2 separate regions of the Homo sapiens genome follow, and region 2 is linked to region 1. The links are chromatin loops, found by intact Hi-C in ENCODE. Cell type or tissue: CD14-positive monocyte. All regions are shown on one strand. Links, peaks and the distances in the headings refer to the core of each region. The heading gives the core; the rest is flanking DNA. Region 1 overlaps CACNA1C (calcium voltage-gated channel subunit alpha1 C). Region 2 overlaps CACNA1C (calcium voltage-gated channel subunit alpha1 C).

The links. Hi-C counts contacts between places; a loop is a spot of excess contacts. Peaks named below come from ENCODE experiments on the same cell type or tissue, not always from the same donor. Only the 100,000 strongest peaks of a DNase experiment are listed, where the experiment ranks them.
Region 2: a loop joins it to region 1, with 2.4 times the contacts of the local background. A loop is called at or near these places in 2 of 110 quality-filtered maps.

Annotation. Positions count from the first base shown.
Region 1 is chr12:2,282,387-2,287,757 of GRCh38, forward strand. All of the region lies in intron 3 of CACNA1C (calcium voltage-gated channel subunit alpha1 C), which reads left to right. The region is part of intron 1 of CACNA1C-IT3 (CACNA1C intronic transcript 3); the gene reads left to right. Among named protein-coding and RNA genes, the nearest start is that of CACNA1C-IT3, 15 kb to the left of the region's middle. In CD14-positive monocyte, for the core only: CTCF peaks have their summits at 2,592 (motif pointing left) and 2,792; DNase peaks (open chromatin) are centred at 1,725 and 2,585; H3K4me3 peaks cover 1,403 bases; H3K27ac peaks cover 1,422 bases.
Region 2 is chr12:2,355,339-2,360,709 of GRCh38, forward strand. The region is part of intron 3 of CACNA1C (calcium voltage-gated channel subunit alpha1 C); the gene reads left to right. Among named protein-coding and RNA genes, the nearest start is that of CACNA1C-IT3, 88 kb to the left of the region's middle. In CD14-positive monocyte, for the core only: no CTCF peak of the experiment used is centred there; DNase peaks (open chromatin) are centred at 2,843, 3,353 and 4,913; H3K4me3 peaks cover 1,576 bases; H3K27ac peaks cover 1,449 bases.

The sequences.
Region 1 (5,371 bases), core at 149-5,148:
CTGAACGCCCGGATTTCCCTCTCAATAGGGAAGACTTAGGGAGCCTCTCACAGGAGTGAGACAGGAACAGCAGCTTTATGGAAACTGAGTTCCAAGTCAACACCCGGAAGAAAACTCAGGCTCCCCTGTAGGCCTGGAAAGCTTTGTCTGAGACAATGACCTTAGGAGGAGGTCACCAAAACCACTCCTTCCCTCACAGCTCATGGGATCAGAGTCAGCTGTGCCTGCTGAATGAGTGGTCAGGTACAGCGCACCCGCCTCCTGCCAGAGAAAAGGAGACCTGCAGTCTGGCTGCGGCAGGTCTCAGCAGAATCTTTAGCTTTCTTCAGGCTTGATCAGCCACCTCAAGACCTGTGCTCATTTAAAGAACAGAGAGTACATGTAAGTTAGGAATGTTCTCGACTTCAAGTAACAGGATACTTAAGGACTCTGAATTGGTTCAGCAGCTCAAGATGCCACTGAGAACCAAGGCTCTTTCTCTCTTTCCACTTCCTTATACTAAGTCTGTTGGCTTTTCATATTCAAGCTGATTTCCTTATGGTTGCAAGATGGTTGTCAATGGGGCTCCAGGCATCACACCCCCATTCAAGGCAGGTGGAACCAGGAAGGAGTGGAGCCAATAACACTCTGGCCCTTTTTTTTTTTTTTACATAAAACAGAGGCTTTCCCAGAAGTCCCTAGCATAGTACTTCTTGAATTTAATCTACACAAGGATCCCCTGGGAATCTTGTTAAAATATAGGTTTGGATGTAGTAGATCTTGGGTAGAGCCTGAAATTCCACATTTTGATCAAGCTGCCAGAGTGTGTCAGTGTGGCTGGAAACTGCATTTTGAGTAGCAAGGTGCAAGGCTACTTCTCCTTACTCTTAGTGACACAATCCAATTAACTAGCTACAACTGGCTGCAAGGGAGGCTGACAAAGTATCTTACCTTTTTCAGGGGAGACTTTGGGTAGCAAACCAATATCAGTCACAGAATTCTACTGAAAATGCAGGGTATGGAAGCATCTGAAGTCACAAGGTTGGGCTGGACAAATTAGAGCCTTCACCTCCATGAGGGAAGACCATGGACCCCTTACTCTATATCCACACTCAGCCTGCAGGGACAGGGCATTATTGCCACGAGCCAGTCTGTCCTGTATACTCACTGGATTAGGGATTCCACTTTCAGAATTTTATCACCTTAGCACCCAGCACAGTGCCCGGTACACAGCAGGTACCCAATACGTGTCTATTACACTGAAATGTTTATTGGCACATGGTCTAAAGACAGTGCCAGGGAATCCTGTGAAAATGCAGTGCTGATTCGGGAGATCCAGGATGGGGATCCAAGATGATGCATTTGGAACAAGCTCCCAGAGGATGCTGCCGTCTGGTCCGAATCCTGGGCCCCACTTTCAATAGAAAGGGCCTAGGACATGCAGAGTAAAGTCCTTCCTCCTGAGTTAGCAGCAGCTACTTGTGCTTCATTCATGCAGGCATGAAGCTGCTTGCAAGGATGTTAGCAGATATTAGATATGGCTGGTGGGGAGGAGTAAGGAGGGCCTTGGCTATGCCTTTTTCCAAGATCCGGGAGCTGGATGCTCAGAGATCTCATCCCTGGCTTCCTTGTCCACTGAAAACAAAACAGCAGTATACCCGGGTGAGGAGAGAGACCAGCCAAGCACGTCTTTCAACAACTCTTAACTTGCTTGGCTCCAGCCACGAAACAGGAACCCGCCATCCCCCTAGCTCGTCCCTGGCCCTCAGGAAGTGCTGAGGCTCTGCCGGGCTGCATGAGTGAGGGGCCGATGTCTTTCAGATGTTGGGGCTTCAGCGGGGGAGTGGGGTAAGCTGGGGAGAGGGAGCATTTTTTTGTGAATATTTTACCCACGGAAAAAGCTGAATTCTCTAGAACAGACCTCTAGATTTTTTTTTTTTTTTTTGGTAGTGGGAAGTGAGTTACTGGAATTTCTTCTGAATTCGAAGCCAAACAAAGTTTCTTGCGGTTTTAGTTACACAAGCGGCTGCTGCCAAGATGGAATGAATGAGAAGAGCCACTGAAAGGAAGAGACAGTGAGGGGCTGGGGGAGGAGGGTGCAGAACAGGACCCAGGCGCAGCACAGAACAGCCCTCCAGGCGGGCATACTGCCCGCTTCTATGCTGTCAACTCTTTAGGGAGAGAGCTCACTGTTCTGTCTGCCTCCCAGGATCAGAATTAAAAAGAAAAAAGGTCTGTGAAAGTGAGGCATACACTGGCAGACACGCACACATGTAAATGATTATCATTGCTTTGTAATTTACCATAATTCCGGCCTGTGCACTCTATGGGGTCCTGCTTTGTTCAGTTTCCTGACTGAGTGGCAGTTGGACGAGACACTTCTGCCCCTAAGCTGCAGGCAGGCGGCTCTCATTTCAGCCTTGTTCCAGTGTGAGTCTGCAGGGAAGGGATGCCCGCTGCTCCAAGGGGAAGCAAGGATAATTAACTTCTACCAGTGATCCCCAAACTTCATTTTCCTTAGAGCCTGAAGCCTCCTCCTTGTTACCTTCCTGGTAGCCACAGAATGGGCCAGGGCCATGTGTCTCCTTTCATTTCTCCAGCCTGCCCTCTGGTGGGCGATGCCCTTCAGTGAGCGGGGCCTGGGGTAGGGCCGTTCTGCAGATCCTGGGTTGGCTTCCAGTGGTGCCTGGCATCTCTCCTGCTCTCTGGGAGGAGGGACGGGCCGCTAAGTGCTGACGGCAGCCTGTCACTCACACCTTGCTCCCTCTGTAGAAACACTCTGTTTCTCTCCATTCCATCCCTGCGTGTTACCTAGCAGGAATTTCCTCTTCCTTGGGTCAAGCGGGTGGGAAGGGCTCATGATTGCTGACTGAACTCAACCCTTTACACTGGGCATTCAATGTCATCACATTGATAACTTGAAATGGGCAGTAGTGGGAACATTTACACCACAAAAACTGGCATATGCTACACCCAGAGCTTTCCTTCCCCCTCTCCTAAAAGCCAGTTGCTAAAACATTTAACAACATACCACTGGCTGGAACCACTTGTGAAGGTGACGTAGGGCTGCAGGGAGAGCCCAGGTAGTGGAGGAAATGGCAGCCTTCCTTCCTTGCCCATAGCCTGTGCCGGCTACAACTCAGGAGCTTTTGGAACTTAGGAGCTCTGTTCTTAAACTCTCCTTAAACACCTCCTCATCCCAGACGGGTTGACTTTCAATGAGAGGACTCTGCTGTGCCGCAGAGCTGGAATCACTCAAAGCAGAGTGATGGACGAGACTTACTTTCGACGTTCCTAGGCTCCCTTCCACCGTTCCCTGGTCTCCAAACCCCATGTTCTTATCTGACGGTATTTCTACTCTTTTTCTCAACCTGTTGCTAACGTGCTCATTCGAGAGAGGCTGGTGCGCACCTACCCAGCGGCTTTTTGGGCGGCAGTGGAAGGGAGTGTTTTATTAGGAATTTACGTTATATGTGCAAGGAATACCACATGGATGGTAAAGTTCAGCCGTTTTCCACTGAAGATAGGGATTCTTCAAACTGCACAGCTTTTCAGGCCATTTCGTTTAGGCGAGCCCTCATGTTATAGTCAGGGAGTTTGAGGCCCAGGGACATTTCCCAGGGGATGAACTCTAACTAAAAATGAAGGTCTCCTAGTCCTGTCGCCTGTTTTCTTCACTCAGCTGTTTAAAGGGATGTTGCCTCGTGTGAATTATGGATGACTGCCAGAGTTATTAGAATGAACAGAGTTACCAAGAGCTAAATACTCGTCATTTATACCTGGCCGGTTCTGTTTTCAGTTGTCCTTTTTCTTTGCAAAGAGCTTTGAAACAAGACTGGCCTGCTTGACCTTCCATTTAGAGTTAATGTCAAAGCTTGCTGAGGCCTGGGAAACAGGTTTGGTTGTTTGCATTAAAAGGGAGTAGGAAGCAAGAACCTTAATTATCCTAGGCTCTGGCCTATTTAATAAGGAATTTGAGAAGATGTCTTAGTGGCTAGTATTCCTAGAACATAATACTTGAAAGTGGAGCGAGCGGGTGAAAATATGCCTTAGGCAGGAAGCCAGATAGGAAGGGCCAGTGTCTACAGGCTCTGCACAGTAAGGACCCTGTGGGAAGATGTCACAGGTAACAGGGCCTGATGGCCCAGCACCCAGCTGCTTTGCAGTAGTTCTGGCTTCGGGGCTTCTCTGGGTGGCTGAAGAACAGGTCTGTGAGGTTCATTCGGGGGCTCTTGTTGATCAAGTGTGGATGGTGTGCCGGACACAGGGCTGGGGCTGCAGAGTGGAGGAGGCGCAGTCCCTCCCCCGAGAGCACTGTGGCCAGTGGAAGGAGACAAACAAGAAACAATGACAGGACCCAGGCTCAGGCTGTCATGAGCAGCCCTCCTCTGGAGAGTGGGAAATGTGCGTTGGGAACTCATGCTTACAACTTTTATGTTTTTTCTTACTGAGCAATGCTCATAACAGGAGAAAGGATTTCTTCACTGTCCCAAAAGAATGTGCCTCAGGACTGAAATTGGTAGTGGCCCTCCCTTACTCATGTGCCCCAAGCACATTGGAACGCCAGAGGAATTTTAAGCAGATTTTTATTCTTGTTTTCTGGAGGCAAAATCTAAAGTGAAGGGTGTGTGTGGAGAGGTCATGCAAGAAATTTGGAAGCTGTGTGCCTTGTCTGGCTGACTGTCCCAATTACCCCGGGCCCAGAGGTGGGAGGTCCCACAGGGGCCTGCCCCCAGTTGACAGAGGGCTCTTTACCGTTAGGACCCCTTCTGGGTTTCTCAAATTATGGCTTTTCCTCCTTCATGGTCTCCTGGTACTTTTAACCCCTTCTCTCCATTTTTCCCAAGGAATATTCTAGAGGAAGGGTTTCTGGGAATGACCTTCCCAAGGGGAGGGATCGGGCAAGTATTGAGTCATTCCTGCTCGTCTGGATTGTGATTGCGACCCGTGCCTCATGGAGTGTCGCTGGATACGCGATCAGTGTCCCTTGAGGCAGTGCTGCACATGGTGCAGTTCCAGAGAAATGAGGGAATGAGAATGAACGTGGCTGCTCGTGTGTTCCGTGGCTGTTTAGGAAGGTTGGGTCAGTGGAGATCAGGGCCCGAAGAGCAGTTTCAGCCTGCGTGGTCTTGATGTGGTCTTGGCTGATGAGAAGCTCCCTCCAATTCTGTGATTCTGGGTAAAGCAGACCATGTGCCATCGGGAGTGCTCCTGTGATTCTTTAAGTTAGTAATTCTCATCCCTGGCCACACATAAGAATCATCTGGGATCATTTAACAAAAAACAATGCCAGGATCCTACAGTCTACTCCACGCCCTTCATTTTCAAACTTGAGTGGGCACCAGAATCACCTGGAGGATTTGTGTAAACACAGATTCCTGGGCTCCAGCTT
Region 2 (5,371 bases), core at 121-5,120, 73 kb after region 1:
CATCCCCCATCCAGGACCTCCCACCCCCCCACATTTCCTCAGTGGAAGGCTGCTCCCTGGACTCATTTCGGTTGGTGGGTGCCACCGTGGTTCAGTATTTTCAGAAGTTCACTGTAGCCTGCAGGTTATGCCAAGTCCCTTGACACTGGGTCCTCATATTTCCTGCTGCTGTATTTTTTCCTTATGAGATAGAAATGAGACTTGTCAAAACCCTACTGACTCTGTTAGGCCCAGCCCAAATGTCACTTTGTCTACTAAGACTGCCCTGGTCACCTGTTTCTTGGCCCACCTGACACTTGGTTTATACCTCTTTTATGGAAAATTATATTTAACTTCCTATTACAGCTATGGCTTGCAATGGGGGCGATTTTACCACCTGGGGACATTTGGCAGTGTGTGGAGACAGATTTGGTTTTCACAACTGAAAGGGGAGCTACTGGCATCTAGCGGGTAGAGGCCGGGGATGCTGCTGAAGAGCCTACAGTAGATGGGACAGCCCCACCCCAGAGAATGATCCAGCCCAATAAGTCAGCAGTGCTGAGCTGAGAGATCTACAAGCCTCCGTGTCTGTTCAGCTCCTTCCTGGGAGCTCCCAGAGGGCAGGACACAGCTGCTTGCATCTTGCCCCAACCCTCTCCTCCAGGCCCGCAACCCCCAGGAACCAGGGTGAGACATTGCATTTAGTTGGACACTCAATAAATGGGGCTGAATTGAATTCATTTAGTTAAATGGAATCAAATCGAATTGAACCTAAGCTGCCCTGCAGATCGTTAGGCAAATGCACCAATTACCTGGTGCAGTAGCTTAGTCTTTCCTTTGCTTCACAATCAAGAAGTGGCCTCCGTGACCTAGACTGGGGACTTAGGGATGAGAGTGAAAATTGAAAATGCTTGCAAGCTGTGGCCTTGAGTGGTTTCAGACACTTCTCATTTATTGTGCATCTTAATGACACAAGTAACTCTCTGACCTTCTTGTCTCAAAAGTGATGGGGCCAAAAACAGCCACTGCCCCAACTGTCTGTTGAGGAAGGTTGGAAAAGTGCAGGACTGTCCAGAGTCTATACTGAGAGGCAGTGTGGTATGGAGCTGAGCTCCTCAGTGTTCTCACATTGGAACCCACAGAGAAGATGCTCCCATCTGAACTGTATGCCCAGGAAAGGGGGCAGGCAGGCGGCTGGCTCAGGCGCTGCCCTTGGCCCCAAGGCTGTGGGAGCAGAGCCTGTCACACCAGCAGTGCATTAGGGGCACACTGTTTGTGTGAGCACTCTGGTGAGGCAGAAAAAACATGACCTGAAGAGGCAGATGACCTCTGTGTGGCCAGCCCCTTCACCAGCGCTAGCTGTCTGACCCTGACCTGTGGGCTTGCCCTCCTCTGTAAAGGGGAATAGAAATTCTTCCCTGCGTCCAGGCAGGGGCTGGACTTGGTCAGCTTACGTGCCTCTCCCCAAATATACTAAGTGCTCTATATGCATTGCTCCCCTCCCCTCCACCTGCATTCCCATTCCACAGATGAGGCCGCTGGGGCACAGAGAGATTGTGTTGCTTGCCCAGGGTCACACAGCTAGTATGCAATAATGACCGGTTTCAAACTCAGAGTCCATGCCTTGGCCGTTCTAGAGTGCTGCAGCATCCTTTCTGTCCACTTCTCAAAAATGCAGCCTCTGCCCATCCTTCCATCCTCCATGGGGTCTTGAAACTCAAGCCTGCTTTGCCTGGGTGTTTTTAAGCTATGCTTGCAATATGCGCAGTCATCTCTGGGCTTTTTATGTGTCACTCATTGATGAGAACCAAAACTGGACAAGATTAGAAGTGAGGCTTTCCTTCTTTCCAAGATTGGATTTTCTGTTCCACCCAGAACAACCTGCTGTTCCCCAGCTGCACGCCCTGGTTTCAAGTAGGTCTAAAATTACAAGAGAATCACCTTGCTCCAAGGAAGCTGGCATCTCTGTTTCCTGATGAAAGTAGGTACTAGAGAGTGGAGCTACCCAGAAACCAGGGGGTGGCATGTTGGCCATGTGGAGGCAAACAGAGCTGTGTTTTCTTTTCTTGGCCTTCTTAAAGATGTATCTAATTTGGGGCATGTTTTGTTTGGTTCATCTTGTATCTGGAGAGGTTCTTCTTTTCTCCCTAAGTGACATCCCTCTTGAGCCCACAATTCCCTCTTCTCAAGGTGAGTAATCCTCTCTCTAGCTGTTCATAATTGCTAATTAGTGAACAAAGAGGCTAACCAACAAAATTAGCTATTGGGCCAGGGTTTAGGATTGAACCAAAGGGTGGAGAAGGGCTTTAGTCTGCTTGTTTTTTATTTGTTTGGGTTTTTTTTCCTTAAAAAAAAAAAAAAAAAAGGAATCGGCCAGGCACAGTGGTTCACACCTGTAATCCCAGCACTTTGGGAGGCTGAGGCGGGTGGATCATCTCAGGTCAGCAGTTCGAGACCAGCCTGGCCAACATGCGGAAACCCCGTCTCTACTAAAAATACAAAAATTAGCCAGGCATGGTGGAGGGTGCCTGTAATCCCAGCTACTCAGGAGCCTGAGGCAGGAGAATAGCTTGAACCCAGGAGGTGGAGGTTACAGTGAGCTGAGATCATGCCATTGCTCTCCAGCTGGGCAACAAGAGTGAAACTCAGTCTCAAAAAAAAAAAAAAAAAAAAATCGCAACAAAACATACAGCCCTTCCCCACTGGTAATTTATCATAATCGTATCTAAAGTGTTCTTACCCAACATGTTCACCATTTGAGGAAAAGTTACTGATGATTCCTTATCTCATCAGCTATGGAGGCCTCAGAGGGGTTTTCCAAAGGAAATGCCTGACCTCAGCATAGGATGGAAGAAGGAGGTGCCGTTCTCCGGGAGGGTGTGTCCACCCCAGCCCATCTGCCACCAGGCTGGCCTAAAAGAAGCGGCGTCCTCCTGTGTGTGTGTGTGTGTGTGTGTGTGTGTGTGTGTGTGTGTGTGTGTGTGTGTGTGTCTCTTTGTCATCTTCAGCATATCCAGTGCAGAAAGAGATAGAGGCATTCATATTCAGCAAATGTTTCTTGGCATGTAATTACATCATCTCTTTAAAATCTCATTACAACCCTTTCCATTTATTGGACCAAGAGATTGAGGCTAAGATTTACAGACTTCCTCTGGGCCACACCTAGTAAGTGGCAGTAACAGGAATTAACTATACTCTCTAAAGTCAGTGGCCGTAGTGTTAGGAATTTACGACTAATAAATGCCAATTCTGTTGGGAAGACAAAAATTATCATATAAGAAAGGACTTGAAAGAAAGGAGAAGTGCTAAATGACGAGTTTCTAAGTGCACTAGGCTTTCTGGAAACTGCACAATCCAGGTTAACCGCAAGCGGTGGGCAGTTTGTGGGTGAGAGAACAGTGCGCACGCCCACATGGCTGTTCTGTGAGATCACCTCTTGGGAAATATTTAGAAACTGGTGCCCACTTTCCCAAGTTTCCAGCAAAGCCTACAGTCACTGTCCTCACTGGAGGTGCAGTCAGTGTTCTTCTGGGCCCCCGAGACTGGGAAGGCAGATTCTTACTCCATTTCTGTGCCTCTTCCACTGCCCTCTCTTCCCTCTGCTGCCTTCTCCCTTTCCTTCTGCTCTTTGTAGAAAATAGGTCTGCAGCAGCCACTGAACTTTGTCTCTCTTTGTTCTGCTCTTGGTCTTACTTCCCTTCTTTCTCCTTCCACCTCTCCTGGCTGATTTTTCATATCATCCCCATGAGAAAGCTTTTTGCCTTCCTTAAAAATCTTCTCAAAAGTGAATTTCTGCTTATGGTTTAAACAGATACCATTGTCAGCAGGGGTCAGTGATGACCCACCCATCTCCTACACTCCTTCCCTTTGCTCTCTGGTTCCCACATTCGATTCTGTTTCCTCCCACTTGCTCGGTCCTTCGGGTAGTCTCAGCTTGCCCTGATCTCTACCACGTGAATGGAGGGAAAGCTAAGCCGTCCTTCCTGGCTTTCCAGTGAGCCAGTGGGTGGACCTTCAGCCCATAGACTCACCTTCCTGCCTATGTGAGCATCCAGAAAACTTTTGGGGTGTGTTACCAAGGAGACAATGGAGTATTTATTGTACTACCTTCCTTAGACTTTCTTATGCAACCTGCCCTCTTTCCCGGATTGCTGTGATGCTGCAGGGAGGTTTCTTAAATTAATCTTGTCAAAATAGCCTTCGAATCCTTTTGGAGCAGGATTTTTTTTTTTTTTTTTAAATCTCACAAGACACAAACTGTTCAAGGGAAGAATTAGGAACAAAGACAACTTGGGGACTGGAGAGAACTTGGAGAGCATTTAGAGAAAAGCGGGGAAATGATTGATGGGTTGGAAAATAGGAGCATGGATGAATGGTGAGGGGAATGGAGATGATTTAACTGGGACAGAGAGGCTGACAGGTGACCTAGTAATAGGCTTCCAGTTTGTGGAGGGTTAGGACATGGAGACTGGCTTCCCACTACCAGGGAAGAAAAGACACTTAAAGTGGGAGGTAGGGGAGCCTGAGGCTACAGGAAGAACTCCTTATCACAGGGTCTGTTAATTATAGCAAGGCAGGATGGATCACAAGCTCTTCCACCAAGCAGTCTTCCCAGACGAGAGCAGCACTGGGACGGTGGTAGGGATTTCTGTAAGTCATCCAGTGCACAGCTTCCCGATCGCTTGTCCTCAGATAGTAGCGAGATGGCTGCCTCAGCATCTCCAGGGACACGTAGTAAAAAATACAATTTCGTGGGCCCTATCCAGACCTCCTGGTTTAGAGTTTCTGGGAGGAAAGTCCAGGTGTCTGTATTCTTAAAACACACACAAACACACCCCACCCCCCCCCACCCCCCCACCCCACACACACACACACACACCCCACCCCACCAGGACAAATGCAGAACTAACTCATTGAGAACCAAGAGGCTGGTGATGTGAGGAAAGAGGAAATGCCTCCCCCGGATTCCTCAGGTTGCTGCCTGCAGCATCCCGCTAGATCTTCCACTGCCCGGGAGCTGCTCAGGAGCCCAGGCCACACCTGCCCTGGTGGCTCCGTCCAGCATCCCTGCTGGGTCACTTGGAATGGACGCTGGGGCATCAAAGCTGCCCTACAGCTCTGAAGAACCCCTGCGTCTCTCCCTAATGACAAGGGTGCTGGGAAAAATGCTCATTCCATGTTTTTATCTGGACTTCACCAGCAGTCACTGAAGTCTTAGGTCACAGTTCTGTGGAGTTTTCCAACGGGTCCCTCAGACACCACCGCTGCCCCACAGGGGCTAGAATGGAATGAGCTTGGGAGTCAAGAGATGTATCTGCCTTGAGCTTGAGCAGGTCATTTTACCTCTCCCCGTTGCAGTTTCTTTCTCTGGAAAAGGAGACACCCGGACTGG